2 separate regions of the Homo sapiens genome follow, and region 2 is linked to region 1. Evidence: chromatin loops called from intact Hi-C (ENCODE). Cell type or tissue: PC-3. All regions are shown on one strand. Each heading gives the region's core, and the rest is flanking DNA. Links, peaks and the distances in the headings are about the cores only.

Region 1 (14,620 bases), core at 672-8,671:
TCTGAAGAGGTGACATTTGAGTTGAGACCAAAATGATGCTGAGGATTCAGCCATGTAAAGATATTGGGGCGAAGGGGGCTTGTGGAGAAGGTTTTGAGCAGAAGGTGCAGGTGCCTTTCTGAAATAAGAATGAGGTGAGATTTCAGAGGAAATGTGTCCTTCTTCACATACATGTTCTGTAATCTACAAACTATGTCTTTTTCCCTACAGAAAGCAGCTTTTCGATAAACTTTGTAGACTCCAAATGCAGAACACTTGGCTGCTGTGTTGATTACTTGATCTGGGTTGGATTTTATTTAGTTCAAATTGATTTACACAGTCAGGAAGACTACTCTGTTTGATTACATTTTTTTCTCTACACTGCAATCAGCACTACACTACTTGTCTGAATTAAATACCATTCTTATTGTTTAAAATAACCTTAGGTACTTGATATTATCTTTATTTGAATAAAGAGGAGAAAGCAATGACTTCTGCCCTTATTCCTGTTTTGGGGAACCAGGGAAAGCCTCCTAGAGGAGTCATTCAGACCACACAGAGTAAAGAAAGCACTAACTAATTTGAATAAGTGAAGACTAACATATGTCAAGAATTAAGTTGAGAATGAACATTTGTTAGGCATTCAGTTTGTGCTGGATACTTTAGCTAGTTTTAAAAATAACCCTACGAAATAAGGACAATATTTTTCTATCAGGATATTTCTGGCTGCTGATAAAGGAATGTCCTACTAAAATGGCGTAAGCAATAGGAAATTGATCGCAAGACCTCTGATAGGAGGGTAGCTTCAGAGTTACTTATGTGGTAGCTGGATAATGTCCTTAGCAACCTGGATTCTTCCCTTCCTCCCACTGTGACACCTTCAGCAGGTTGATTTCCCCTCACTGTGTGGACATGGCGTCTACAATTTTGGAATTATAGGCATATTTCAATACGTAGAGGCATATCAAGGTGCAGCAGATTTCTTATGTGGCTCTTTCTGGTTTGTTGAAACAGGGCCTCGGTCTGTCACCCAGGCTGGGGTGCAGTGGCATGATCATGACTCATTGCAGCCTCAGCCTGCAGGTGGGAGGCTGATCCTTTCACCTCAGCCTCCTGAGTAGCTGGGACCACAAGTGTGTGCCACCATGCCCAGCTAATTTTTGTATTTGAGTAAAGATGGGGTTTCACCGTGTTACCCAGACTGGTCTTGAACTCCTGAGCACAATAGATCCACCCACCTCGGCCTCCCAAAGTGCTGGGATTACAGGCCTGAGCTACCTTGCCCTGCCGCGGCTCTTTTTAAAGTCACAGAAAATCTGTGTCCAGTGGAATTTCCACTCACAACTCACATGCTATATGTATGAGTAAGTAGGCAGACAGAACCACTGTGATTGGCTAATTTAAGAGTTTCCTCCCGAGGCCATGGAGCAGCCCAGGCTCGCTGAAGAACAAAGTCATCAGACCCCAGCAAAAGGGTCTGGTTCTATTAGCAAGGAAGAGGGGGTTAGTGGGTAGGCAGTCAATAGAGTTGGCCACTATTATTATTCCCATTTTATAAGTGAAGATATCCAGACTAAAAAGGTTAAATAACTGAGCAATATCATACAACATTGAATTGAACAAAGTTTCCATGCATTTCCCTTTGAGAAAAACACGAACAAAAGCCTTGTTTTTGGCTATATAACAAACCTGCACGTGTACCCCTGAACCTAAAAGAAAATATTAAGAAAAAAAAAACAACTTGTTTTTGTTGTTAGCAATGATCTAGGTAGGCCAGAGGAAGAATCCTGGCGAAAAACACAGACTGGAGAAAGCTAGGCAAAGTAAAGAATAACCTTCTAAACAAAATATTCCAGAAGGAAATACATCAGGTCCTATAAAGCAATAAGAATGGCATTTAATTTAGACAACCAGCCCTGCATTTCTGCATTGTAAAATATATATATAATTAAATTGCATTTTCCTGACTGGTCATTTAAATCAATTTGGTCTATATAAAAATCTACCCTGGGCCAAGTAATGAGCTAGAGACGCCAAGCATTCTGTGTATAGTATCTGTCAGACTTAAATGAAAACCTTGTTTTCTCTAGAGAGGTAGGTATTTTGTTGATTACAGTACCTGTAAAGAAGAATGGATCATCTCTGGAATTTCTGATTATGAGTTATTTAGAAAATAGTTTCCACTTTCCAGCTCCGGAGGCAGCATATACAGTTCCATTACTGTCGCATTCTCTTTATGGTTGCTGCTTCCTACTTTGGCATTATATTTCAGAGGCTATGCACATGAGGCAGCAATAGTGAAAAAGGGAAATTTCAGTGGAATTGCTGTTATTACAGTGTTTTGACTACTTGTCTCTAAGGTGTATTTCTGTGCATGTTCATCATAACAGACTAAGCATTAATGGTAGGAGTACTTTTTAAAATAAATGATGGAGTGCTTCCTACTCTTAGATTTGCATTTTTAAACAGGAAAGTAAGTTAATTCTAGACTTTGCCAACAGAGCTCTGTTTAAGGAGAGTATTTATCTGATCTATGTTAGAACCATATAAGAAAAATTGTGAAAAAATTTAAACCGAAACCCTCACTTTCATTTTAAAGGCTTTATTTGGGAGAATTAAATTGGTCCTTTGCCGTTTTTTTAAACCTCATGAATGACGGTTGTGTTTAGGGAACATTGCTGTGTATAGGCATTAAGGCATTTCATTGACATTTTTATTTTTTCTTTGGAAAAAAGTTGATATTAAACAGTTCTATGTCTTTTAAAATTAAAATAAGAAAAATTTAAGTAGAGGTGAAAATTCCTAGGCAAAAAAAAAAAGGTCCAACTAGTCTTTTCTTATTCATCTTAAAATAATCATAAAATACTGAAGTGTAGAAAAGTAACATTCAAAGATAACATGTAGGAGAGTGTAGCAGTTAAAGGACATTGGTTTAGAGTCAGAATTACTTGGGCAAATTGCTTAAGCTTTCTATGCCTCAGTTTCTTCATCTATAATGGGAAATAAGATAATATCTACTTCACAAAACTGACAGGAGAAAAATACATAATAAATGTGAAATGTTTATTTAGCAAGGTGCCTGAATTGTAGTGTAATTATTCAAAATAAATATATTATTAGTATAACTTATTGTTATCACAAATCTGCAGTAGAGTATCTTTTATTCTATCCAAGGGATTTGCACCAAATTCTGCAGAAGTGATTGTTATGGCCCAACATTAATCATAGGTGCTCAGACCTTGGAATAAGGCATCCCCTAAGGAAGCCTATTATTGTCGGATGTCGTTTTGACTTCATGAAGTAATAGTCTGGGTTTGTGCTGTTTGTTCAGGAATCCATGTGCTTAGCCATCAATATCTCCAGTTTTCCTTTCCAGCTCAGGATAGGCTTCCACTTCCCAGTCTGCTTTGGTTAGGTGTGGCCACATGCCTTGCCTTGGCCAGTGAAGTGAACAGAAGTGAGGTGCATCACTTCCTGGAAGAAGCCATAAGAACCGGCAGGTGAGTGCAGTGGTTGAAGGATAGAAGTGTTCTCTGCACTCTTAAGCCTGGGTCATACTGTCAAGACAACACAAAGAGCATCTCTGCTAAACCGCAGTGGACATGGAGAGAAAGTGAGAGATAAGCTTTGCTCAAATAAGCCAGAGAGTTTTTGAGTTGTTGCCACAGTATAACCTAGCCTATATGGATTGAAACTCTCTGGTTTTCCCTTCAAACTCTAGAGAAAAAATATATTCTTGGTTACAGTGCAGTAGCTATTTGGATACAATAATTTTAAATGACTATTTTGTGTGTGTGTGTGTGTGTGTGTGTAATGTATTATATGTTAGCATCGAGGGATTTAAGCGAAATAGATTTATATAAATTCCACTTACATTTCTTTTAAAATAGGGTTTATTTCCACTTCACACAGAAGAAATCAACATATCAAAATTACTAGCATATATATGTTTTATTTTTTGTTGTTGTTTGAGGGAGTCCACTGTGATGCCGATGTTAGGACTCTGAACTGCAGGCCTGGTATAATCATTAGGTAATGTTCCCTCTCACTGACAGCCTTACCCAGAATGGTGCCTTGTGAAGCAAAGGAGCTTCCTAAGAGAAGATAACGCGCTGAGCCATGCCCATGGCCTTTGCCTCCCATGAGAAAATAGTCTTCCCTAAGCCCTATTGTGATGTTCCAGTTATAAACAATGGTGCTTAGTACATAGAAGGTCTAAAATGATATTTATTGAATAGATGAGTGGAAGCAGTGCACTGTTCTCCAAATGTCTGGACTCTTTCATGTTTGCATTTTAAAAATAGATGCTGTTGTTTTGTAGATTTGTTTAAAAACATCTTGGTATTAAGACTGACATCTATTCTTTTATAACACTTTACATGTGGTCATGTACCCACAGATTTAGGCTGTTTTATTTTATAGTTTTCACTACAGTTTATTTCACCTGATTATTTCATTTGGGTCTCTAAAATCACATTATGAAATACCTTAATTATTTAAATTAGGAACAGATTAATTATCTCCAGTGTACAAACTCAAATTAATTTCATTATAAACCTGAAGTTTAAATTGATTAATCTTGGAGTGTTTAAGGAATAAAATGGGTTTTTCTTCATCCTTAAGGAGAAAGGCATATTTGATTTGATGAGTCTCTCTTCATCACACCAGTTATGATACTAGGCACAAGATATTTGCAAGAAAACTTCAGATGGATTTTATAAACCAGCCAGAAACCTGTGTGTCTGGGGCTTCTGGGGGAACAATCTGTGAGTCATTTTAAAAAACAAACACACTCATAATCACGGTGCATGTTGTTACCATGGTAATTAGGCCTGTTGAGTTGGCTTGCTTATGTTCCTGCAAAAGCAAGAGGGGGAGAGAAACTGAGAATTCAGAGCTTTGACTATTAGCTTCAATTTGCCTACTGCAGGAGAGAGTGAAGGGGTTTCTCAAGAATGCACTGGCACAGTCATTCTGAGAGGGAAGTGAAGAAACCCTGGCATCCTGCCTTTGTTATTGAATATAGGTTAGCCATATTAGTGTTGGATATTGTGGTTCACAAGGGAGAAAAGGATCATTTGGCATTCTCTTGGGAAAAAGGGGAAAAATAGTTTCTTTCTCTGATATATGACTTCATGTAAGTCTCTAAGGTCAACCTTGTGGAGTGTCTTGTGTGCCTATGCACAAGGTTTTAATGATCCTCTAAAAGGCACCAAATGCTGCTGATGAACATTATTGCAGGTTTAAATGATCTCAGCATATTATTCTAATCTGGTTAGAGGCTAGTTTTAATGAGGCCATTGTTTCAGATCTGATTCCCAAGTAAGCAAGATATCTTTTCTCTGTTTTATGGACTAGGTACGACTCCTTTATCTTGGACAGTCATCTTGTAATGCAGGCCTGTGGGATACAAAGGAGACCAGGGAGGTTATGTGAGCTCTGCCAAATCTATTACTACTCCAGGGGAAAATAAAACCAAATTCTTGGGCTAGTGGAATTACTGTAGGAGAAATCCAGTATGATTCCATGTGAAGAACCAATAGCACCCTTAAATTAAAGGTATGAGTGTACACACAAATCTGTTTTTAAGACTGTTTCTAAATTCACTTTAAGAAGCCTGGGGCCAGGCACAGTGGCTCACGCCTGTAATCCCAGCACTTTGGAAGGCTGAGGTGGGGCGGATCACGAGGTCAGGAGATCAAGACCATCCTGGCTAACGGTGAAACCCCTTCTCTACTAAAAATACAAAAAATTAGCCGGGCGTGGTGGTGGGCGCCTGTACTCCCAGCTACTTGGGAAGCTGAGGCAGGAGAATGGCGTGAACCCGTGAGGAGGAGGTTGCAGTTAGCCAAGATTGTGCCACTGCACTCCAGCCTGGGTGACAGAGCGAGACTCTGTCTCAAAAAAAAAAAAAAAAAACAGTCTGGCTGGGTGTATTTGGCTTACGCCTGTAATCTCAGCACTTTAGGAGGTTGAGGCAGAAGGATTGCTTGACCCCTGAGTTTGAGACCAGCTTGGGCAACGTAGAGACACCCTGTCTCTACAGAAAATAAAAAAAATTAGCTGGGCGTTGTGGTGCACACCTGTGGTCCCAGCTACTACTTGGGAGGCTGATGCAGGAGGATTGCTTGAGCCCAGGAAATTGAGGCTGCAGTGAGCCACGTTCACACCACTGCATTCTAGCGTGGGTGACAGAGCAAGACTCTGTCTCAAAAAAAAAAAAGTCGGGTATCCTCTGAAATGAATAATTATAATGCATTGACTAAAGTTTTACTGCTTAGAATATGCCTCAATCAGATTTTAAAGCAGAACTTTTTAAACTATAGATTTCGTTTTTCCTCTCATATGTGGAAAGAAGATACATGTTTCCCAAACTTTATTCTATATTTAATTTTCTTAACATTAGTAAACAAAACTTAACTTAGTTTTTTTCTGATCATCAAAGTAATTCATACTGATTATTGAAAAATGTGGAAATTATTGAAAATTTGAAAGAAAAAATAAAAATGGCTCCATCTGTTAATTAAATTGTTAGTTGAACTGCATGTAACAGTGGCCTGATTTCACAGTGGCTAACATAAGTTAGAAGTTACTTCTTTTTAATGTAACAATCCGGACGTGGATGGCCCAGGACTGGTAAGGTAGCTGTGCTCCACAAGATCATGCAGGGAGCCAGGCTCCTTCTATCCTGTTTTTCTATCATTCCTATGAGGTTTCTCTTGCTTTCATTGTCTAAGGTGGCTTGTCACAAAGGCTCTGCTATAACCGGCAGGATGGAAGAAGTTGGAAGGGGAGGCCCTGACCCAGAAGTTACACATACCACTTTTGATGCTGTACCATTGAATTTTGTCACATGACTGCATACCTAGCAGCAAGGGAGGTTGGGGAAAGTAGCTATTATTGATATGTAGGTGCTTAGCTTAGAATTCTATTAAAACCATGGAAGAAGACGAGAGCAGATGTTGGGGTATATCTAGCAATTTCTGCCACTTTTGTTATTCTGTTGAACAGAGGAAATATATTGTTTAGATTTTGATGTATTTTCTTCCAGTCTTTATGTATCAGAAAGATACTATGTATAATTATACTAGAAAATGTGTTATATAATACAACTTATATTATGTATATAATACATGTTAGTGCATATATATTAGAAAAATATATTAAGACATAGAAAATATATATTAGAAAAAACATATGTAAATATGTATATTAGAAAATTGTTGAGTTCACACTATATATAATATTTTATATTTTTTACTTTAAAATTTAAATGACAATGCATTTTACATTCTTTTTACTTTATAATAAAATAACCTTATTTTAAGTTACTTTTTAAAGTAACAATATTTATTAATTTTAAAATAAAGTTAAGTAAAAAGAGAATATAAAATGCATTTTTTCATCATTTAAACATTTTTTTCTTTTTTCCGAGACAGACTCTCACTCTGTCACCCAGGCTAGAGTACAGTAGCATGATTATGGCTCACTATAGCCTCACTCTCCTGGGCTCAAGCTATCCTCCCACCTCAGCCTTCCAAGTAGATGGGACCACAGGTGTGCATCACCATGCCTGGCTAACTTTTGACTTTTATTGTAGAGAATATGTCTCGCTCTGTTGCCCAGGCTGGTCTCAAACTCCTGGACACAAGTGTTCCTCCCTCCTTGGCTTCCCAAAGTGCTGGGATTACAGACATGAGCCACTGCACCTGGCCCGTTTAAATTTCTTGTATTCATTGTTTTAAAATTTTATCATGTGGAGTTTCTGTTTTACTTAATAGGTTGAATTATTGATATTTAGGCTATTTCTTAACACCTTGATAATTCTTCTTTGTCCACATTGTGGGTTTGTTTTGGTTAAAGTCATGGAGTGGCATCACTAAAACAATGACTGAGAACATATTTGGGTCCCTTGATAAACAGGACCAGACGGCTTTCCAGAGTAGTTGTGCCAGCTTCCACTATCACCAATAACAAATGAGTGCCGGGCCCAGAACCCCCTTGAACAGGCTTATTTTGCCTGTCCCACCTAGTCTTTGTTACCCAAGGGTTCATTCTCCGAAAATAAGTTGTTTTTAGCCCTTGGCTTTTTTTTTTCTTTTTGCTGTCATTAATCATGAGATAATGGTTTTCTAATAACTTTAGCCCATTTAAAAACATATGGCCCCTATGGTAGTCTGGGAATATAATTGGTTGGGTTGAGATTGTAGCACACAGGCCAGTCTCAAGTAATGTGAGGCCTCTGGAGACACTGATGTTCGTTTGGCCCTAGAACCCCTTGCGAATTTGAGTTCCACCCTCATTCATACTATTCTAGATGTGAGATATCTCTTTGTTCTCAGACACTGCAAAATAGGAATGGGAAAGTGTTCCTTGAGGCTTTAGCAATTCCCTTTGAGCTGAGTGCTCTAAAGCTTTTCAGGAATAAAGAAGCTCATCTACACAGGAACTTTCTCCCGTAGGAACCACACTCGGCACTGGACAAACGTAGGCCACTCTGCCTGATAGCCACAGAGGTCATTAGTGGCTAAGGGCATAGGTGTCTTCTACTTCTAAACAGCCTATAGAAGCTGTGGGTGCCAAAGATACTCTTATAACCACCAACGTGTCCTCCACCCTCCTAAAGGGCCAGATACACACAAACTGTATGCACTCAAACTCTGTCCCTAATACCTGGAGCAAGAGTGTGTTGGTCTCTGCTGCTTTGGTCATGCTCGGAGCAAATTAGATTAGGTCAGGAGGAAAGATTGTTCTTATTCATTCCATCGGTATACAGCCTCTCCCACCAAGGACTCTGCTTCCTCTAGGTTCCTAAGTGGCCTTTGTGTTTTCATGTTTTCTTGCATGCTAGGAGATTTCACAAAGAAAGGGACTCCAATTTCACAAATCTATTTCTTAAAAGAAAGAGAGTTAATAAAAGTTCATTTCTAGGCTCTGAAATGTAAACCTGTGAGACCTCCTGCCCTTATAACTATATTGCCATTACCACCCACCCCCGTTTCAGAAACTTCATTCATTCTACTTATCCAGCTCTTGTGTATCATGTTATTTTTCCTTTTAAAAAATTCGTTTTTCTCTCTGCTTTCTCAACAGCCAGATCTGCCAGTGAGCCTCAGGCTTTAGGAACTGAAGAGGTAAGAATTCCAAAATATTTTCTTCTAGAATCTTGAATTTAACCAGAACTTAAAGAGGAAAAAAAATGTTAAGTGGTCTATAGATGAAAGCATGTGATGTTTTATTGAAAGAAACAGTCATAGAGTCCTTATCAATATTGACATGACTTCAGAATTTAAAGAAAAAATGGCTGTCTTTAATGATAGTTAAAATTGATTTTCATCCAGAATTTTTTCATTTTCTTCTAAAAACCTGAGTTGGAGAGCCTTTGAGGCTGCTGTCTTAACAGAATGTATCCTCACGGCACAAACATGATTAATAGGTGGCAGACATTGAGGGCATACCCTGTGCAAGATAAAGCCTCAGATGAGGCTGATTAGGTCAGGGAAAGGTAAACCCTGTTCTTAACAGATGGTTGTAAACATTGTAAGGGCTTTTCCAGCAGCAGCAGCAGCAACAACAACAACAAGAGGTCAATCTAATGCTATTGGGGTTTCATCTTGAAGAAGCTTACTTAGCTTTTGGAACTAGCTATAGCATTTGAATCTTGTTCTAGACTTGAAAGATAACCATAATCCTAGACAGGTGATAACGTGTTTGCCCACTCCAAGATACACAGTTTTCTCTAGTCAATGACTTAGATTCCCCTCCCCCACCATTTTAAAATGTAACTTCATTATGAAAAATGCCAAGTGTGTACCAAAGTAGAGAGAATAATATAATGAACGCCTACATCCCCATCACCCAATTTCAATGGTTGTCAACTCGTGGCTGGGATTGTTTCATTTCTACCTCTACCTACTTCTCTTCTTTCCCCATTGGATTATGGGTGCTTGCTGAATTGTTGGGCTTTTAATTGTTTATTTACATAACTGTTTAGGGGATACAGCAAATGCTAAAAAAAAATAAAACCTACTCATAACCTGACTTGCTTTACTGGAGCTAGTCATCCATCCATTTACGCATTCAGCAGGTATTTATTTCATGTTTACTAGGTATCAGTCCTTCCTTAGGATAAGAGGATCGATTTTCCTCAACTCATATTTATAAGGTCTGCAAATTTGGACTTTGGATATCTCCAAATGAGGTGATCTGTCAGAGATGTACTGACCTATACATGTATAGCTTTTGCTGCCCTATAGTCAAGTTCTTTTGAATTTAAGTACCTAATGTCTTTCAGGTGAGGGCTGAGACATCCCATATTCTATCAAATGTTACTAATAATGACTCTTTTATAAGCATCTGATGTTCTTTGAGTTGATTTCTGTCATGCTAATAAGTATGCTTAAATTTTTCAAATCAATCCAAGCAGAGTTTGTCAATGGGGTTTGCTGGCACGTCCAATGGGACAATTCTTCATTATCATCTTTGGTATCCCTGTCCTTGGTTCACAAAAGGCTGTGGCATCTTCCAGTCATTGTGACATCCAGAGCACTCTAGGGAGACGTTGTGAACATTGTGAACTACCGTGTCTTTGCACACAAATTTAAAGAGGTTATTTGGCATATTCCACTCATCTAAAAGCATTTTTCCTTCATACAAAATCAGTGGTTTCAGTTATGCTCAGTAGTTCCTTATGTAAGTAGTCTCTGTGCTAACAAACGCAAGAAGCTAAACAAAGTAGACAAGTAAAAGGAAGTATTGTTCTGTACTGTCAGGGGGATTTTGAGTATATTTGGTCTAGGGCTAAATTTAGTTTTCAAAGTATATACATGGAAAAAAATTAAACATGAGGTAATGGTCAAATATTGAGGTTAGAAGCAAAATACCAGCAAGGCATTATTGAACAGCAACTGTGATTAAAGGTGTATTAGTTTTCTATGGCTGCTGTAACAAATTATTACAAACCTAGTGGCTTAGAACAACACAAATGTATTATCTTACCATTCTATAGGTTAGGTTCTATAGGGATTTCACTGGGCTAAAAGCAAAATATCAACAAGACTGTGTTCCTTTCTGAAGGCTCTCTGGGTTGGATTTATTTCCTTGCCTTTTACAGCTTCTAGAGCTTCCTCCATCTTCAAAGCCAGTAGCATTGCCTCTCCATGCGTCTTTCTACCATAGTCCCATCTTCTTAATTTTTAGCCAGGAAAGGTTCTCTGATTTTTTAAGTATCTGTGTGATAAGATTGAACATACCTGGATAAGCCAGGCTAATCTCCTCATCACCAGGGCCTCCATTTAATCACATCTTTGAAGTCTCTTTATCTGTAAGGTTATGTATTTACAGGTTCCTGGGATTAGGACTGAACATATTTGGGGCCTATTATTCTGCCTACTACAAAGTCAAAGAGACTAATCCTTCAGAAAGGTAGAAATGCTTCAGGTAGCAGACCATCTAATGTCTAATTATATAGGATTAAAACATTAAGGTTTCCAACTTTGATGAAGCCAATTCTCATCTTGACTCTACAGTTCTCATTTTGTAGGTCCAGGTACTGAAGACTTTTGGTTTTCTTGAAGTGTCTGGCATTGGATCAAGGGGACTGGTTGAAGTCCAATGGCTCCTTTCTTGCCCAGACTTTTGGGTACTATAGGTATGGCCCCTAGAGAGTATGCTGCTTTTGTCATTTCTCCAACTCTGGAGGGTTTGCCTACAGTGTACAGATTACAAGGTCTTGAACAGAACCAAAGAAATGTGAGGTTTTTATTTTATGCTGTTATGTCTGGCTGTTATTTTATGTATTATTTATTAGGCTTTAAAATGTGGAAATTGGAGGAAAAAATAACATAATAATACAGAACCTCACTAGAGTGGTATTTATTATAGCCAATTTCTAGGTATGGTATAATTTCCTCCATACATTAAGTTATCCCCACAAAGTAAGAAACCATTTCTTGCCGGGTGTATGAAATAGATCACTGGGTTATTTTTTAAAAATCATCTTTTGAGTAGAATATGGCTGGAAATTTATGGTGAAGATTTAAAAATTTTCAGCTTTTTTTTGTTGTAGCAAGTCCTCTTAAAATCCACTTTTAGACACTTCAGCAATACAGACCTGAAGTCCAAACCTAGAGCTAGCAGCAGGGCAACAAACTGCCCTTATTTGCCAAGACAGGGCTTTCCTGGGACATAAGACTATCGGTGCTAAAACTGGGAGAATCCGGGGCAAATCAGGACAGTTGGTCACTCCAGATGTCTAACAAAATGACTCTTAATAGAAAGTAGCTGTCACATTGATGCATTGTTAAAATATAAATTTTGAGTGAACCAAATAATGACCATATCCCATAATATTTGGGTTGAAAATGGGGGTTAATCCAACTCTTGGAAAATCTGTAGCCATATATGCATGTTTGTTCAGACCAGCTTAAAAAGACAAAAAAAAAGAAAAAAAAAAAAAAAAAAAAACCCTGAGATTCAGAACTGAGAAGCAGCAGCCACGTTTATAGTCACAAGCCCTAGCTGCCCTTTCAGTTCTCCTGTGTTACCAGCAGGCTCCTGCACTTTGCCTCTGATGATGGAAGCTTTAATAACTTTGTTACTGAGGTGACCACAGGACCTCGCTGAATCTTTTTCAGCAGTCAGCCTGCATGGAAGTTATAAAATCCAAGTTTGCCAATGCAGCACAGAGCTCTCTTAGCTTTAATCTTGCCTTTCATAGAGCAAAATCGAACTTTTCCCCCCTAAGAGACAGCACAGACTGTTCAAGAAGAGGTAAATATTAGGAAGACTATCTGGAATGCCCAGTGGGAGGGGATTGGAGTGGATCATGTCTTGGAGTCTCATTTGGTTCTAAGAACATGGCGCTTCCTGACTCCCAGCGGTGGAGCATGAGCCACTTACCCCCATGTAAAGTTGCTACATCTGGGTAAAGACGCTTGCTGGGCCTTTCCCCACTACTTCTGCAGTACTCTGCCAGCATCATCCGTAGCAAAACCACACTGAGAAATCAGGGAAGCTGAAGGTCCTGGGGCCTCATCCCTTACATTTCTGTGGCTTTTATTTTGAGAATTTTATTCTCTAAATCATTAGGACTAAGCAAAGAGAGCTGTAATTGTACTTGAAAGAACAATAAATTAGCTTCCCTAGAATAGGCATTTGACTTTTAGGAGCTGGAAGACTTTTTTTTTTTTTTTTTTTTTTTAACGTATTTAATAGTTTCCTGTCTTCCAAAATTTCCTACTTGGTAGATCCAAAGCATTCTATTTCAATTCTTTTTTTTTTCTTTCCAAAAAAGATTCAGCACTATCAGTCATTGAAGTAGAATCTGGCTTTCTGACAAGGATGGGGCCTGGACAGAATTGTGAATTATTTTGATTTTTTCCTCAATCTCTTTTTGGGTTTCTTCCTTCCAGGACTTTCAATCCTGGTTTCATTTTGCTAAGACTCGCCTCATTTCAGCTTCAAATCTTTACCAATTTTTGTGAATCAACAAGTTGCAGAAGAAATGAAAACACATCAAGTTCTTATGCTGTAATTTAAACTTAGGTTCTTTTATTCTTTTTCAAAGAGAAATTAGAGAGTAAATGTAAATAAGGATCAAAATAACTACTTATCTGGGTACAGGGTTTCCTTCCGGGGTGATGGAATATCTTGGAACTAGTTAGCAGTGATAGCTGCACAACACCGTGAATGTACTAAATACCATTGAATTGTACACTTTACAATGGCTGATGGTTAATTTTATATGTGAATTTTACCTCAATTTAAAACAAAATGCCGATTGAACTTCAAGAGGAAAAAAGAAAAGGACTGTTTCCTCCTACCTTCAAATTCTGGAAAAAGTGTGAATCCGTTTTAATACACTCATGTTAAATTTCTACACCAAAATTGTTATAAAATTGTTCTATTCTGTTCCATTACTGGGAACAGATATTTGGATGTCATAGTGTCTGCAAGGTAGAATTAATTAGGAAACCCTTGAAGGGTAAAAGGGGAACATCTCTGAGAGTTAAGATACTAGTTGTTTATTCTTAAGATGTGTAGTTTTTGTTACTACGTTGTAGACTGGCCTGTACTTTGCAGAGCTGGTCACAGTAAAAATTTGTTTTTAAGTTTAAAAATTTAAAATACTGGACTTTCTTCCACCTATCGTGGGACAGAATTTGCATCAGCTAGGTTGGAAAGTTTTTTAATAGCCTATAGTAGCAGACTGCAATTGGTAGTGATAAAATGGAGAGTCCATTTGGGAGGCCGAGGCAGGCGGATCACGAGGTCAGGAGATCGGGACCATCCTGGCTAACACGGTGAAACCCAGTCTTTACTAAAAATACAAAAAAATTAGCTGGACATGGTGGCACATGCCTGTAGTCCCAGCTACTTGGGAGGCTGAGGCAGGAGAATGGCTTGAACCCAGGAGGCGGAGCTTGCAGTGAGCAGAGATCGTGCCACTGCACTCCAGCCTGGGTGACAGAGCGAGACTCCATCTCAAAAAAAAAAAAAGAAAAAAAAAAAGAAAAAAAAGAACAGTCCAGAAGTAATAACTTTAATGAAATGAGAGCAAGGTAACAAATTTCATATATATAAATACTTTTTATTAACAGTCTCCTTAAGACATCCCCAAGCACCATTACCTGACGGGGAT
Region 2 (17,684 bases), core at 6,011-14,010, 50 kb before region 1:
TTAGTTATACTCATTATTATTTTTGATGCTTTAATTGTTCCAAATTTGGCTAATGGGAGCCCTTCAGGCTGCTTCCTGTAAACTTTTGACATGATCCCATTAGTTCTTGAGTATTTCCTTAATTTCTGGAACAACAAGATGTCAAGGTTCACCTGTACTCTATCTGCTCTAGACTTGAACCTAGCCATTTCCGCCAAAAAGCCTTAATACCTTTTAGTGGAGAATGCTTTTTTGGTTTTCTTATTATAAAAGTAATACACGCTTATTGTAGAAAAATAGAACATAAAGAAAAATATAAAGAAGACAATAAAAACCATATATTTCTCTAGCATTTAGAGCTAGCCTCTCTTAATTTAGTATACTTATTTCCAGGCTTTTTTCTATTAAAAAAAAAAAAAGAAATTTCTCCTCTTCTAATTCTTCCTTGCTAGGTGAGCATGGGAATGCTATTTAACTGCTCGTAACTTACTTTTCTCAACTATAAGATGAGATTAATAGTAGTTTCTCCTACATAGCATTGTTTTGGCAATTAAATTAAGTAATAAAGTGTTTATTACAGAGTCTATCACATAGTAAGGTCTCAATCATACTATTAGAATTATCATGTCAGTTCAGAATGGTGAGTAGGATTTGAGCTAACATAAATGGGAGAGGAGGATTTAGGCTTATGGTGGGGAGATAGAGGGGCATTCTGAGAGAAAGAAAAAATCATAGCACAAGGTCTATTGAGCAAACCTGTTGAACCAGAGTTATGAAGATTAAATAAAATTGCTGTCATGGCTGGGTATGGTGTCATGCCTATAATCCCAGGATTTTGGGAGGCTGAGGTGGGAGGATCACTTGAGCCCAGGAGGTCAAGGCTGCAGTGAGCCATGATCACGCCACCACACTCCAGCCTGGGTGACAGAGCAAGACGTCTCAAAAAAAAAAAAAAAAAAATTACTCTTGGCCAGGCATGGTGGCTTACACTTGAGGCAGGGAGTTCGATACCAGACTGGCCGATATGGCAAAACTCCATTTCTACTAAAAATATAAAAATTAGCCAGGTGTGATGGCATGCGCCTGTAGTCCCAGATACTCAGGAGGCTGAGGTGGGAGGATCGCATCTACCTGGTTTCAAAGCCTCCCTACTCTGCGTCTTCTTTCAGAGCTGATAAATTTAGTTTTTATTTTATGTATTGATTTATTCTTAGAGACAGGGTCCACTGTGTCTCCCAGGCTGGAGTGCAGTGGTGAGATCATAGCTCACTGCAGCCTTGACCTCCTGGACTCAAGTGATCTTCCTGCCTCAGCCTTCCAAGTAGACTGGGACTACAGGTGTGACCCATCATGCCTGGCTCATTTTTTATTTTTTGTAGAGATGGGATCTTGCTATGTTGCCCAGGCTGGTCTCAAACTCCTGAGCTTAAGTGATCCTCCCATCTCAGCCTTCCAAAGTGCTGGGATTACAGGCATAAACCACTGTGCCTGAACCAGATCTGATAAATTTCTTAAAGGTACCCTGGGCACACTAAGACGGTTATAAAGTGTCAAGCATGTATATATGCCACTCCTAGCTGTGTGACTGCAGAAAAATTACTTAACTTCCTTCATTATTTAGAATAAGAATTACAAGTATATATACATATATAGTATATATATAGTATAAGGTCATTATTATATGTATTATTATTTTATATATATGTATATAGTATATATATAATATAAGGGTCATTGTAAGAATATAGTATAAGGTCATATATATATAGTATAAGGTCATTGTAAGAACAAACACAATGTCATATATGTAGCACCTAACACCATGCCTCCCAGTCCTATATGCAGGACAAACAACAAACAGTAGTGTTTATTTATGATGATATAGTTGAGACTGAAAATCTTTCTAGTTTCAGCATTCAGACCCCCCCGCTGCCCATCATTATGTTGTTTCTTATTAAATTTCTAAGCTAGAATCTCCATTAGATACATTGCCTTAAATGTGCAGAACATACATATTAAAAAAGAATCTCCTGTCTGTTCCCACTACAGGTATCCACGCAATTCATCCATTTATTCCTCAAGCATGTGTTAAGCGTTTGGCGATGCTTCACGATGTTGGACTCTGGACATTCACAGAAGATGAACACATCTCACAAAAGGTGAAAATGTTTAAATCACCTGGGATAAAGAACATTCAGGGTTGAAAGAATACATGTTTGGTTATAATACTGCTTATTAAGCAAGTAGAAAATTAGAGTAAATATCAGCCCTTTAAGAAGACAGATCTTCCAGAGAGCCTTAAAGGCAAGGTGGGCATTTGATGGTTTTATCTGGGAACATGCACTCCAGGTTCACCGTGAGCAGGTGAGAGACATGGCTACACCTCTGAAATGCTGCAAGTTCATTTTTGAAGGATTTGTCATAGTAAAACAGAAAAAGTTCCCTTATCCCCCTTACAGGGCGTGACAAGGGGAGTGGCTCCCTTCTTCCGCGCCCTGCAGCCTAAACCCCTAGGGAGAGCATGCAGTCGGGCAGGTAGTAGGGAGCGTGGGCTCCAACCCCACCGCAGCGTCTAGGGTTGAGTGTTTACAGTTTTCGAAGCCCCGGTGAGCGTGTGTTGCAGCGTGCTTTTTCAGCTTAGCCATCCGCAGGCGGCTTGTATTAATCAGCTCAATTAGACCCTCTGCCTTATCGCAAGGACAGAGGGCTTTTTGTATCCTGGGGTTCTTGCCTAGTGTACTGGAAAAATCTGATCATACATGGGCTTGGAGAATGAGTGCAAGGTTTTATTGAGTGGTGGAAGTAGCTCTTAGCAGATGGATGGGAAGCCGGAAGAGGGATGGAGTGGGAAGGGGTCTTCCCCTGGAGTCAGGCCGCTCAGTGGCTGGGCTTGCTTCTGACTGCCCTCTGCCAAATTTCCCTCAGCGTCTGCGTGGTTCCACCGTCGATGGCCTGCTAGTGTTTTTCTGCGAGTGTGTTCCTCTCGACGCCCAGCTGCTTGTACATGTGCCCACTAGGGTCTCTCGGGTTTCTATGGGCATGGGATGGCGGGGGGTTGTGGCGGGCCAGGGTGGTCTTGGAAAATGCAACTTTTGGGCGTGAAAACAGGAATGCCTGTCCTCACTTAGGTCCGTGGGCACAGGCCTGAGGGTGGAGCCCTGGCCAGGGACCCCATCCTTCTCTACCCAGCACCTCCCTGCCCCCTCCCGTATCAATAGCAATGATGAAGGACTCACGCAGCCATCTTTTCAGGAGCATGTGACAGCCTGCATGACCGGAGCCAATGGTGAATGTTTAAATTCTGGGTCCCGAAGCAATATCTTGGGAAGGGCCTTCCTCTGTCCCACAGCTTCTAAAAATGTTCTGTGCTTATAGTATTGGCTCAGTTTTGTGGATGTGTTTCTGGGATTATTCAGTGACCTCAGACAGGCTGCTCCAAGTCTCCCTGGACCACCTGCGTAGTTCAGCCATATTCTACAGTGAGCACTTAGGTAAGAAAAAGAGGACAATTTATTGGATATAACTGGGGAGGGAGGACAGAAGAAGAGATAGAAATGGTACTTAGCCATTTCTAAGACAATGGGTTAAGCCACTTGCTGAGCCCCCCCTCCCCCTCCCCCCGGCCACGGCCTTATCCATTAAACACATAGTTTTGAGTCCTTTTTACAGCTAAATAAAACCGCCACATCTCATTGGGACAAAGTTATTCAGAGACACAGAAACAATGGCTCCTGCCAACCACAGACCATGCACAGCATGCACAGGGGTCTTTACCTTTATAGTCCCAGAAGGGACTGGGAGAGGGTTGGAGGGCATGGAGGATATCAGCCTATGAAATACCAACTGCAGCAGCCCCAGCTCCTATTATGAAACAATCCACTGTTCTCTCTTCCTCAAGTCTTATCGGAAGCAAGAATATTATTTTTCATTGGCTCATTTACCCTAAGGTCCCATGAGAGGGAAGATAATCTGTGATTATTGGCTTGATCTCTGTACCCTACTTAGGGACACAAGTTTAATAAATCAGAGCATTTTTCTAGTTGGGTCAGATTGGCCAGGGTAAAATGAACATTTGCTTCAGGACACATTTTAGGCTAAACCATTCTCTGTATCTTCGTTTTCTGTAAATATACTTTCAGGGGTGAGTAACAAAAACTTCAACTTGAACTGGATTAAAAAATAAAGAATTTGGCAGGGTGTGGTGGCTCATGCTTGTAATCCCAGCACTTTGGGAGGCCGAGGTGGGAGGACTGCTTGAGCCTAGGAGTTCGGGACCAGCCTGGGCAACATAGGGAGACCACCATCCCTGCAAAAAATTGAAAAATTATCTGTGTGTGGTGGTGCACATCTGTGATCCCAGCTACTTGGGAGGCTGAGGTGGGAGTTTCGGCTGAGCCCAAGAGGTTGACGCTGCAGTAAGCCGTGATCATACTACTGCACTCCAGGCAGAGTAAGACCCTGTCTCAAAAAGAAGTAAATAAAAATAAATTTACATTGTTGCAGAACAGGACATGCAGGGGCTACACAGGCATCAAGGCTGGCTGATTCCACAGAGCAAGAATGTCAACAAGGATCCAGCTTATTTTTGCCTCTTCACCCCACCATCTTTTATGTCAGCCTCGTCCTCAGGGAAGTAGGATGCAACAGTTCCAGCTGGACACGACAATACTCACAGGAAGACGAAAGAGACTCTTATTGCTGCTGTATCGTGGGAACCTTGTCCCCGATGCCCATCAGGTTTCACCCTCCCTCCATGCTTCATTGGTTCCTTAATTGGATACTGGCAAGGAAAATGAAATTAAATTACCCTTGGCCATCAATGCCACCCCCAAGCTAGAGATGGGGTCAGTGTCACCTGAGGCACCTAGCTGAGTGAAGAAGGCATGGAGTGCTGAACAAATTGGGGTTCTTCTAGTGTGGAAGTCAGGGGAGTGGATGCTGGCTGGGTAGCTTACATTTAGTTGCAGGAAACAGAAAACCTGACTTACAAGTGGCTTAAGCCAAAAAATTATTTCTCTCTCATAATATAAATTATTGCCCTAGCTCGCTGCTGGCACAGATTCAGTGGCTTGATGATGTCATGGTCAGCAACGTGGTGAGGCTCTTGACCTTTCCCTCATGCTTGTGACCTTGTGGTTCCAAGGTGGGCTTCAAGTTCATACATCATGTCTGGATTCAAAGCAGGAAAAAGGGGAAAAGGGGTATGGGCTGTATACAACGCTACGTAAAATGTGCTGGAATCTGAGGGGCATATGCAAAAGTAGATTTAATTTCTCTTCCTTACAAGGGTCAACTATTTACATGGGAAGGAAAAACATACCCCGCAACTACAACCTGATGTCAGTACCAAGAGCAGTATGCAAACGACTATTACGGGCGCTCAGAAGCATCACAATGGAAGGGAAGTTGCAGCTGCCTATACCCACACCCACATCTTGTCTACCTGCCTGCTGCGTCACAGCCTGGCTGCATTACTGGGCTCACTTCAGTTCCAAGAAAGCTTCCAGAAATCATGGCAGGCACACCTGCAGTGAGCAGATCTGTGTCTACTTGTCCTTTAAGTGGACACCACTTTTCTGTTCAGAGCACAGATCAATGTGTCAGACAGAGCTCTTGGATGACAATATTGTCCTGGCAGGGATCCAGAGCGGCTGGGGATAGAGAATATTAAATGGGTCTGGTGCAGAACAGTTGAGGTGTGACTGGATGTGACAGAGGACAGCACCTCTTTGACAATGACATTATGTGAGTTTGGGTGGGCTCTCAGCTCAGGTTTCAGATGGCCAGGCATCTGTTGCTGGCCGCCATTCTGTTGACATTTTACATTTTGTGACCATAAATTAACTTTGGAAGAAGTTGATAGACAAGTAGGTCATTATTTGGGTGTTCCTGTGTTTCTCATAACATTTTAAATTCAGTCAGGGCAGAAAATATATATGTCTTTCCTTTATACCATTACCCTAATCCCTGGCACATGGTGGGTTTCCTCTTGACTTTAGTGGAACGTGCCTGGACCTTAACAATCCCAACACCCCACCTTCCCCGCAACCCTGTCTTCTTCCCCATCTCTCCAGCTGGCTTCCTGCCTTGTTTTCTCCTCACATAGATTTAACAGATGCTCTGAGCCCCGCAGTGCACTTCAGTTCTATTCTCTGCACTCGCCATGGCACTTGGCACCATTAACTGCAGCTCTCTCTGCCTTGACATCTGCACCCCACTCTCCCCTGTGTGTTTTTTCTTTGGGGGTTTCTTATCAGGCGCCTCTTCTTTAAATGCTTGTTTTCCTTTGAGCCCTGTCCAAAGCTCTAGGTTCCATTTTCCACTTTCTACGTTCTATCTGGTCCTTCATTCAAATTTACAGCTCACATCTCTGCTTTTGCCTCTAGCCCAGATCTCTCTCTCTCTCTCTCTCTCTCTCTCTCTCTCTGTCTTTCAAACCTTACACAACTTGAGACATCTTCACTCACATATCCTGCAGGTACACCGAACTCAACATGGTCAATACAGGAGACAGTCTCTCACCCCAAAATGGAATTTCTCTCTTTTTAAAGGAAACCAGCATTCATAAGCCAGAAGCCAGTGAGTCATCCCAGAATCCCCCATGTATAGATTGCATGTGTCAGTCATACTGCAATTATTATTATCATTAGTTATTATTATTAGTTTGAGACAGGGTCTTGCTCTGTTGGCCAGGCTGGAATGCAGTGACACAATCATTGCAGCCACCAACTTCTAGCCTCAAGCAATCCTCCTGCCTTAGCTTCCCAAAGTGCCGGGGTTACAGGCAGGAGCCACTGTGCCTGGTCTACGCTTATTTTGAATCCTGCTTTTCTGCTAAGAATATCCTAATTTTTTTATATTGTTAAATATTTATTGTATTATTATGAAAAATGTTTTTGTTCCTTCTTAAACAACAGATGGCTATGGATGGGAGATAATTTGATAAATACAGAAAGCATAAAGAGTAAATAACAATTATAATCCCACTCCTCAGAAGTACCGTTATTAATATTTTACAAGTTTATTATACTCTCTAAAATGCATTTTCCATAACTGAACTACATTTTATACTGCTGCAGATTCCTTCAGGCATTATGAAATTAGAAACATTTTCTTGTGCAATTTAAAATATTTCCCAAATAACTTGTAATAATTGCATAAAACTCCATTTTATGGTTATTCCATAGTTTATTCAACTACTCCTCAAACGTTGGACTTTCAGGCTGTTTCCAATTTGTTACAAGTTGTTGCAAATAACATCCTTATGTATACATGTCTGTGTTTCATAATGTAAATTTCTGGTAGTGGAATTAATCTGTCAAATTATGTGAATATTTAAAAGACATTTGATATATATTGTCAAAATAGATGGATGCCTTCCAGAAAGTTTTTATCAGTTTGTCCTCCCACCGCATAGAAGAAGGTATTTCTCACTGAACTCTCTCCCCCAACACTAGGAAGTTACTATCCGACTTACAAATCTTTAAAAAAAAAATCCCATCTGACCATTGCTTTAATTTTTGTTTTTCACTTAAAATGTGATTGAAGACTTCAGCATTTTTAAATTGTCATTTATAAATTGGCTTTATATAATAAATTATTTATGCCCTTTGGGATATTACTTTTTATAGAACTGTTAAGCATTTTCCATAATGATTTATATAAGTTCTCAATATTGGAACATTAACTTTTATTAATATTTTTCGCAAATGTTTTCTTAGCTTAGTGTTTACTCTTTAATTTTCTTAATGATTATTTTTATATATAGGAGATTTTAATGGTTATGTAGTCAACCCAATATTTTCCTTTATGGTTTCTTCTATTGATTTTAACCTTAGAAAGTGCCTCTCTATCCATAAATCTCTTCTATTGATTTTAACCTTAGAAAAGGCCTCTCCATCCATAAATCAAATATTTAGCTACCTTTCCTTCTACTATTTTTATGTTTTGTTGTACTTTTACATTTAAAGCTTTTATCCACTTGAGTTTATTTTGGCATGCCATGTGAAAAAAAGATCTAACTTGATTTTTTTTTCCTGAGAGTTGAGCAGTTGGGTGAGCATCATTTTTATAACATTATAATATCTTGCATTGAATTGCATTTCAAGACAAGATTGCTAAAAGGAAGCCAGAATAATGTTTCTGATGAAGTAAACCTTATAATGTAATTTAGAACGTGAGTGAAGGCTATGGCATCCCAGGAGGTGGGGAGAGGGTGGGCCAAGTATGAGTTAGGCCTTGGTGGCAGGAATGAGTTATATTTCTGGAAATATCTTTGGTGGGTGCAGGTACAAATAGAAAAAGCAGGAGTGAGGTTATGGAATCTCTCAGGCCCAGGAGCATTCACACATATGAAAGACTGATTTACCAATGCCTAGATATGATGTTGCCACTTACATTTCTTTGGAGGTCTATAAATACAATGAGATGGGAATGAGAGAGAGCAGATGGGGAAGATGTGATTTTAATTTGCATCATTTCATACCCAGACCTCAATCCTGACCCTGTGTTAAACAATGACTCATTTCTCTGCAAATTGCTAAATGTTTTAAAGAATATAAAAACTTTTTATAAATGGAATGCAAGTTTGTCTGCAAAATCCTAGGCTGCCTTATTAATGTGTGCAGTTCATAAGTTTACTCAAAAGTTGGGGTGACTTTTCAATAGGAGAGGAATCACTAATGAGGCCATTTCCTTCACCACGGGTGTAGACCAAGAGTGTCAGGACATGTGACGTTTGTCTGCCTTTGGTTAACAGATCTGGATTTTGTCTGGAAACTCAAGTATAAGACCTAGCACCACTTGCCAAGGACCTCTGCTTTGCTTTGGTAGGCCAAGGTAAGCTACCGTATGCACGGTCCTGGGAAATTTACCTTGTTCCCTTTTTAGTTATAACATAATGACTTTATTTCTCATAATATCAGCATTGCCATGCATAACCGAGGGCATACAAGAAAAAAAGAAAAGAGAGAGGGAGACGGAATATATTGCAGCTGCACACACACACACATACACACACACACACACACACACACACCTTGGCTCAGCTTTACTGATGAGATCTTGACTTAGAAATGAAACAATCTTGTAATTCATGCAATTTATGAAACAGACCAAAAAGCATCACTAAATAAGTAGTTGTCACAGAAACATAACAAATCCTTAAGTTACCCAGCCACAGCCTATGTGGCTACACAGCCTATACAAACAACCAAGATTTTTCTCCAAAAAAACAGTAGAATATTCAAGCTGGTAGCAACTCAAACCATATTGTAGTGCAACTCCTTTGTGTTACATTTTGAGGTTTTCAACTTGATTTTACAACGTTTTCTTATCATTTACTAGTTGTTTCCTAATGACTATTTCTCAGCTTGCTTTTCCAGCCAGGTTACAAATTCCTTGAGCACAGAGCCTGTGTCACCTCCTCACGCCCACAAGCCTGGCTCATTGCCTTGCACATGAGAGATGCTCGTGCAGAGGATGGTGTTGGTGCTGCACACGCACCTTTCAGTACAATCCCTGACAAGAAAATACTGCAACTGCATTCATTCTGGGTTGTCTGATGACCCTTAAGGATGAATGAGGCAAGCTTGAATTATAATAACATATATGCTGGCAAAATGAACTGGCACCAGGCAAAAAATGAGTTAGCTGCCTTGTTTTTCAAGAATGTTGTTTTGATTTGTGGCTTGTCCAGGTCCCTGGCTTTTCTCACCTTGGGAAGAAGTGAGAACAGAGAAATGCAGACTTCTCAATCTGGGTGTTAAAGCCAGTTTCTTGTAGCAGTCTGGTCAAGCACAGTTTGACCACTGGCATGAACTACTCAAAGCCCCCAAGAGCCTCTTCTCTCAGAGTGTTGTCTTTACCCATGTTTTTAAAATAGTGATTACAAATGGAAATTTTGTTCACTGGCGATTTAAAGAACTGTGAGCTGTTAACTTTTTAAAATAGTTTTTATTGAGGTATAAATAAAATAATCCAGCTTTAGAGCATTTCTGTCACCTCAAAATGTATCCTCACGCCTGTGTGTAGTAAATCCTGGCTCCCACCCCCAGCCCTGGGCAAACGCTGACCTGTTTCTGTCTCTACAAATTGCCTTTCCTGAACACTTCATGTAAGTGGAATCATACATACGATATGCTGTTTTGTATATCTGGCCTCCTTCACGTAGCACAATGTTTTTGACCTTCACCTCTGTTGTAGTCTGAATCCGTAGTTTTTTCATTTCAATTGTTGAATATTATTCTGCTGTATGGATTTACCATATTTTGTTGGTCAATTCTCCAGCTGATGGATATTTGGAAAGTTTCCAGTTTGGTCTATGATGAATCATCCTCCCATGAACATTCACATCTGTGTCTTTATGTTGTACAGGTGTTTTTTTTCTCTTGTAAAAATTCCTGGGAGTGGAATTGCTGGGTCATACAATAAGTTTGTTTAACTTTTTAAGAAACCACCAGGCCGGGTGCAGTGGGTCACGCCTGTAATCCTAGCACTTTGGGAGGCCGAGGCAGGCAGATCACGAGGTCAGGAGTTCAAGACCAGCCTGGCCAATATGGTGAAACCCCGTCTCTGCTAAAAATACAAAAAGCCAGGTGTGGTGGTGCACACCTGTAGTCCCAGCTGCTTGGGAGACTGAGGCAGAAGAATCACTTGAACCCAGGAGGCGGAGGTTACAGTGAGCCGAGATCTTGCCATTGCACTCCAGCCTGGGTGACAGAGCAAAACTCTGTCTCAAAAAAAAAAAAAAAGAAAAAAAGACAAAAAAAATAAGAAACCACCAAACTGTTTTTCAAAGAAGCTGTATCATTTTACATTCCTACCAGCAATGCACAAAGCATCCAATTCCTCCACATCCTCATCAACATGTGGTATTGTCTGTCTTTTTGATTATAGCCATTCTACTGGGTGTAGAATGGCATCTCATCGTGGTTTTTGTTTGCATTATCCTAATGACTGATGATATTGAACATATTTTCATGCTTTTACTTCCATTCCTATATCTTTTTTGATGAAATGTCTGTTCATATCTCTTGCCCACTTAAAAAAGGTTTTTTTTAAATTATTGAGTTGTAAGAGTTCTTTATATATTCTGAATACAAGTTCTGTATCAGATTATGATTTGAAAATGTTTTCTCTCAGTCTATGGTCCATCCTTTCATTTTCTTAATGGTGTCCTTTGAAGCACAAAAGTCTTTTAACTTTGATAAGGTCCAATTTATTATTTCTTTTATGCATCATGCTTTTGATACTGTTTCTATATTATGTCAAAATAAGAAATTTTATATAAATACAATATTTAATATTATAATATGTATAATATATAATTTTATATGAATATATTTACTATTAAATATACTATGAGGAAAATTAATACCTAAGCTACCTCAATTATTCCTCCTGACATACTTTGTATTTTGTTTTTGTTTTTTGAGACAGGGTCTGGCTCTGTTACCCAGGCTGGATTGCAGTGGTGCAATCTCGGCTCCTGTAACCTTCACCTCCTGTAACCTTCACCTCCTGGGCTCAACCCATCCTCTGGCCTCAGCCTCCTGAGGAACTGGGACTTACAGGTGTGCCACCACACACAGCAATTTTTTTTTTTTTTGTATTTTTGGTAGAGATGGGGTTTCATCATGTTGGTCAGGCTGGTCTCTAACTCCTGGGCTCAAGTGATCTGCCCATCTCAGCCTCCCAAAGTGCTGGGATTATAGGCGTGAGCCACCGCACCAAGCCCTACTTTGTATTTTGAATAGAAGCAACAGCAGTGATGGGATTCGTACTCCAAACCTCAGCGTCACACAACATTCCCATGCAGCAAATCTGCACATGTATCCTCTGTATCTAAAATAAAAGTTGAAATGTTTTTAAAAAGAAGCAATGGTAGCACTCTGTTTTAAACTAATGTTAATGTTCTCAAAGCCACAGTGGAAGAAATCCACTACATATCACCTAGAACTGGAGATCTAATCTGACAGGTGGGCCACAGTACTAATAATGTGAGCACAATTCCTATACAAAATTTTATTAAACTGTATTAGTTGAGCAGACAAAACTACACAGACACTCTTCTCTCTGCCTTGTTCCTTCTTGTACTCTGTTTCCTGTTTGTGTTTTTGTCATTTTCCTTTATGTGTGTATGTGTGATTTTCTTTCCTGCCTTTGCTGGAGCTGTCACCATGTGGATGGGAGACCCTCAAATCCCCAGACAACTGGTTTCCCAAAGGGTTGCTGGATTTGTTGCTTTTTCATTGTTCTGACAAGAGCTATGTGCCTGCCTTTGTTGAGTGGTAAATACGTGTTGGAAGCAAAAGCATCACTAATATAATGCTTTATGCTACTGAGGCAACTTTCTCATTAGTGCCTAGCATACTGAGCAAAGAAGCTGGGTTCCAGAAATAAATAGAAGTGAGCTGTTGACAGCATGAGCAGAGTCCCCTTTTTACATGGCAAGAAAGAGAGAGAGAAAGATCTTAATTCTGAATACCAAATTAAAAAGCCTTTAAAAGAGGCATCTGGAAGGATTTACTCCTCCTTCTGAATCAGCCATCAGTGGGCAGCAAGAACTGAGAAATGATGCTGTCATGTATATGAGAGGGTGATAGGAAAAGGGGGAGAGTTAGAGTCTAGTGAGGCTGAGGGTTGCAGGAGAGCATGCAGAGCCAGCAAGAGCGGATGGCTGAAGGTACTGTGGCCCTTCCTATCTGTGGGTTCCCAGACAGGGATCAAAAATATATATTAAATAAATAAATGACAACAATTTTAAAAATACAAATTTTGAAAAGAAAATATAACAACTATTTACATAAGATTTACTTTGCATTAGGTATTATAAGTAATCTAGAGATTATTTAAAGTCGTTGGAGGATGTGCATAGATTATATGCAAATTTTAAGTCAGTTTCCATCAGGGACTTGAGCATCTGCAGATTTTGGTATTGGTGGTTGGGAGGCAGGGGTGGTCTCCAGAACCAATACCCCACCTCGTGAGTATTGAGAACAACTGTATACATGCCATTAATCATGCTGAGTGCAGTGATGTGGGTGGCGGAATGGAGGCATTGACCTGAAACAGGAACACCTCATTCTCTGAGATGAAGGGATAAGAGGGAAGCAAGGGTGTGGCTACAGATAAACTAGTTATTTGGATGGAGTAAAATATAGAAAGAAATCACACTTGATGGGACCAACGTTACTTGCTGAAGTAGGAGATGAGGTCAGCTGAAGAGTTCAAAAGGGTGAATTAGAATGGTGAAGTTTTGGAATTATCAGTGAAGGAGAGAAAAGAGAAACCAAGGATAAGTTAAAAGACCCATAAATAAGCACAGCTGGGATTAGGCACAGAATGAGATGGCTATGAGGTTTTCTCCAGCCATGCTTGATGTCTAGCACTTAGGAGCAATGAGAAGATAAGTTGACACAGATCCGAGGTTTCCTGGGGGAAGGAGCGAGGCTGACACAAGGTGAGAGGTGTAGTTCAGGTAATTCACCACACCCTTCAAGGTGGGCAGGTAAGGAAGGGAGGCTAGACGGTGACAGCAGCAGTTCCCAAACTTACCTGTATGTAGAATAATCTGGGGATCTTTTAAAAGTTCCAAAGCCCAAGCCACATCCCAGGTGAATTAAATCACAATCCCTAGGAGAAGGGCACGGGCACAGATGTCAATACTCTTTAAAGCCTTCCAGGTAATTCTAACATGAAGACAAGTTTGAAAAATATTGGGCACATACACTAGAACAGTGCTTCTCGAAGTGTAGTCCTCAAACTGGCAGTATCAATATCACCTGGGAACTTGTTAGAATTGCAAACTCTTGAGCTCTACTCCAGGCTTATCAAACCAGAAATTCTGGGAGCAGGGATTCCGCAATCTGCCTTAACAAGCCTTCCAGGTGATCCTGATACCTGCTAAAGTTGGACAATCACTGAATTAGGAGGAAAAGAAGAAATCCTGGTCCCGGTGATCCCTCTGAGAACAGATGTAGTGAGAAAGCTAGGAGTGGTATTTTTTGATGTCATACAGTTCCAGACTATAACTAGCTCAGCTTTGAGACTTGAGGTCAAATAATTAAAGCTGTGATTAGTGTGTTGGATGTTCATCCACGTATATGTTTACATATCCCAGAATTACACGCAGTGGAAAAGCAGCACCGTGGAGCTGGGTGATTCCTGAGCCCAACCTGTGCCTCTGGTCTAGGGGCATGCAGGGGAAATTGCAACCTCCAATGGAAAGAGAAGCAAGAGATGGTGTACCTTCAGGCAAAGGTAGGCTTCAACAAATGGTGATGGAAGGATACTGCAAAGAGGAAAACGTTGAAGTGTTTATTCTCTGAGGGAATGGTGGAAAGAGTAAAGAGCTTGGAGAGAGAGTCTGAGAGTGGGAGGACTCAGGAGGGAGCATAAAGCTGCGGAAGATGAGAGAATAACCCAGGATAGATGTTTGGGTTGTAGACGGTTGGGGGAAGGCAAGCACCATATGCCTTGGGGGCAGTGGCCATGGATTCTCGGGATGAGAGGCCTCGGTAGAACTGACTAGCTTCCTCAACATGAGTTATTTGGTGCCACTGTGGCTGATTGTGCAGACAGTCCTGCCATCATCCCCAGGGGAGCTGAGTCACTGTGTGGTGAAAGCCACAGTCTCCGGCAAGGCTGCTTTGTGCTGGGCAGGGAAGCTGCAGGGACTGGGGAAGCCACCTCAAGGTGAACAGGAGGTGGCAGAGCCTGGTCTGCGGTGAGCGCTTTCACACAGTAGGGAAGTTTTCCTACTTGCCTGAGCTCCGGATTGTTTCCCCCAGCAGGGAGCTGTGCCTGCCTGAAAATGGTTCCAGGGCACAATTGTTATCATAAAGGAAAGCAGGACCAGAAGAACCTTGACAACTTTTTGATATTGCTTATCCTAGCTCTGACTGATAAGGGGGCAGGAGGAAAAAAGGAGGGAAGGAATAAATCAAGGAGATAATCACAAAACAACAAGGAGATAATCACAAAAGCAGAAGAAAACATGTTGTTTTCACTGGGCTGTGGTTGGCTTATGATATCTGTCTGACTCACGGCCACACTGAGGATTCTGGAATGCATTCTACCCAGGTATGAAGTAGGCATCCTAACGGCCACAAGATGTAGCTTAGTTTACAGACCCATCAAGCTGCTTGGGTTGGTCTAAGGCTGGACTGTGAAGCTGGTGAAATTTGTTTCTGACTCTGCTATTTTCAGGCCTCTTCTCCTCCCCAGAAACCCTTCTCCTTGGTTTCTCCTGCCCCTATAGCCCTGCCCTCACCCTTCAGGAACACCCCAGGGGCTCAGGGCTGGGGACGGCAGAGGCTTAGCCCCACTACCTCCCCGCTGCCTGGCAGTTTGATGTGCAGACGTGACAGGCCCTCTGTCTCAAGATATTAGCTCTCTTCCACCATCACACTCCCCAAACCCTCTTGTCACCATTCTTGGGAATGCCAAGGTCCACAGTGATGATACTTTGATTCTTTGTTGCTCAGGAATGATAGTCACAATATTTAACAAGTGAGCAAAGGCACTGATAGGTAGAACAGACACCAGCTGTGAACACCTCAGTAAGGCAGCAAGGCACATGCTGGCCAAATAGCTGCATCCTCCTATCCACCTAGCCTTTCAGTCCTCCAGTGACCTGGTCCTCCTGTGCCTCAGCTGTCCACTCCCAGGTGTATAGCCTAGACTTGTTACCATCCACAGCAGCACCTTCTCAGTCATCATCTGCTGGCTTTCCAGCTTATCTCCCCAACTCCCAAAAGTTCTTTAAATTCAACAGTGCTTGGACACACCTGCAAGCTATTGATCATACCACCTTTTCACTATCTGTTACAAGGCCCCCAAACACTTACTCCCTCCTTACCTAGCTCAGATTCCAGAGCTCATCATCATTATGTCCTCATCTTACTTGTCTTTCTTTTGCTCCAGGGTACTCACGTGTCAACCCCCATCCTGGCTAAACCCAACTCATCTCCTACTACAGACCTGCATTTGCATAACTGCTATTTCCTACCATCCTTATAAATAAAAACCCTATCTTGATCCCATATTGCCCTCCACTGACCCATTCCCTTGCTCTCTTTTAGAGTAAATCCCTTAAAAAGAAGTATCAATCTACACTGTCCCCAATTCCTTCCCTGTCATTCTCCATTAAACTCACTCCTGTCAGGATTTCACCTCCACCACTCCAATTCTGCTCTCATCAAGACCACCAGAGACATCCACTGCTAAACCTAATGTTCAGTTCTCAGTGTTTATCATATTTGACCTATGCTCCTAGTTGATCACTCCCTACTTCTTCTTTTTTTTTTTTTTTGAGACAGAGTCTCACTCTGTCACCCAGGTTGGAATGCAGTGGCACGATCTCAGCTCCCTGCAACTTCCGCCTCCTGGGTTCAAAGGATTCTTCTACCTCAGCCTCCCTAGTAGCTGGGACAACAGGCGTGCACCACCATGCCTGGCTAATTTTTGTATTTTTAGTAAAGATGGGGTTTCACCATATTGGCCAGGCTGGTCTTGAATTCCTGACCTCGTGATCCGCCCACCTCAGCTTCCCAAAGTGTTGGGATAACAGGCGTGGGCCACCATGCCCAGCTCACTCCCTACTTCTTGAAGTGCTTGATTCTTTTGACTTCCAGGATTCCTAACTCTCCTGGGTTTCCTTCTCTACGATTAGCCATTCCTTTGTAGTTTTTTTCTGGTTCTTTTTCATCTTACTGATTTCAAAATACTGGAGTGCCTCAGAACTCAGTCTTTGGACCTCTTCTCTATCCATACCCCCTTATTGAGCTCATCTCCTCTCATGGCTTTTAGTACCATCTTTGTCCTCATAACTCCCAAGATTATATTTCTAGCAAAGACTCCTCACCTGGACTCCAGTCTCAAATGCCAATTGCCTATTGGACATCTCCACTGGATGGTTCATATTTATCACGTCCAGAGTGGAGCTCCTGATCTTACCTTCAATCTGCTTCTCCTGCATGTCTCCTGGCTCAGCAAATAAAAATGCTCTATATCCTTCTAATTAAGCCAAAAAGCAGAGTCAATTCATGTCTTCTTTTCACTTGCAGACTCTACATTGAATCCATAGCAAACTTTGTTGGCTCAACTTTCAATATGTATTCAGCCGCTAACCACTTCTCATTACCACTTCGACTGTGGTCCAAGCTGCCAATGTTTTTGACCTGAATTACTGAGATAGCTTCTTAATAAGCCTCCTTGCTTTCATCATTGTCCCCATTCCAGTCAACTCTCGTTACTGCAGCAAAAGTGCACCTTTTCTAACATGAGATTATGTAGTTGCTCCTCTAAAGTCCTCCAAAAGTTGTCCATTTCACTCAAAATTTCAGTTCAAAAGCTAAATAGTTAAAATGGCTGACAAGACCTGACAGCACGAGCTGTTTCTCCACCCTATTTGTCTCCAACCTTCTGTCCTGCCTCTCTCTCCTTTGCTCATGCCACATGATGGCCTCCTTGCTAACCCACAAATGCACCAGGCATGCTCCAGCCTCAAGTCCTTTGTATACTTGCCATGTTCTCTAACTGAAATGCTCCTCCTCCAGATCTCTGCTTTGCTAGTTCCCCAACTCCAAAAATTATTTAACTCCAACAGTTTTAATGTCACATTCCCAGAGGCCCCTGCGTTTAATATTACTATAAACCTCCTCCTCCTTTGTGTTAGCACATTCTAGCCTCCTTCCCTTTAA

Evidence for each region. Hi-C counts contacts between places; a loop is a spot of excess contacts. Peaks named below come from ENCODE experiments on the same cell type or tissue, not always from the same donor. Only the 100,000 strongest peaks of a DNase experiment are listed, where the experiment ranks them.
Region 2: it touches region 1 in a loop (5-fold over the local background); 7 of 110 quality-filtered maps call a loop at or near these places.

The regions. Positions count from the first base shown.
Region 1 is chr14:51,868,545-51,883,164 of GRCh38, forward strand. GNG2 (G protein subunit gamma 2) reads left to right here. Exons shown (of 4, transcript NM_053064.5): 2 at 9,073-9,113. Among named protein-coding and RNA genes, the nearest start is that of GNG2, 15 kb to the left of the region's middle. In PC-3, for the core only: no CTCF peak of the experiment used is centred there; a DNase peak (open chromatin) is centred at 4,817; H3K4me3 peaks cover 602 bases; H3K27ac peaks cover 2,287 bases.
Region 2 is chr14:51,813,567-51,831,250 of GRCh38, forward strand. It overlaps LOC101927598 (a long non-coding RNA gene), which reads left to right. Exons shown (of 8, transcript XR_002957605.2): 4 at 2,029-3,470; 5 at 4,483-4,716; 6 at 5,267-6,558; 7 at 8,738-8,817; 8 at 11,419-11,453. It also overlaps a transcript of GNG2 not described here. Among named protein-coding and RNA genes, the nearest start is that of GNG2, 38 kb to the right of the region's middle. RefSeq lists an enhancer at 2,437-2,938. In PC-3, for the core only: no CTCF peak of the experiment used is centred there; a DNase peak (open chromatin) is centred at 10,335.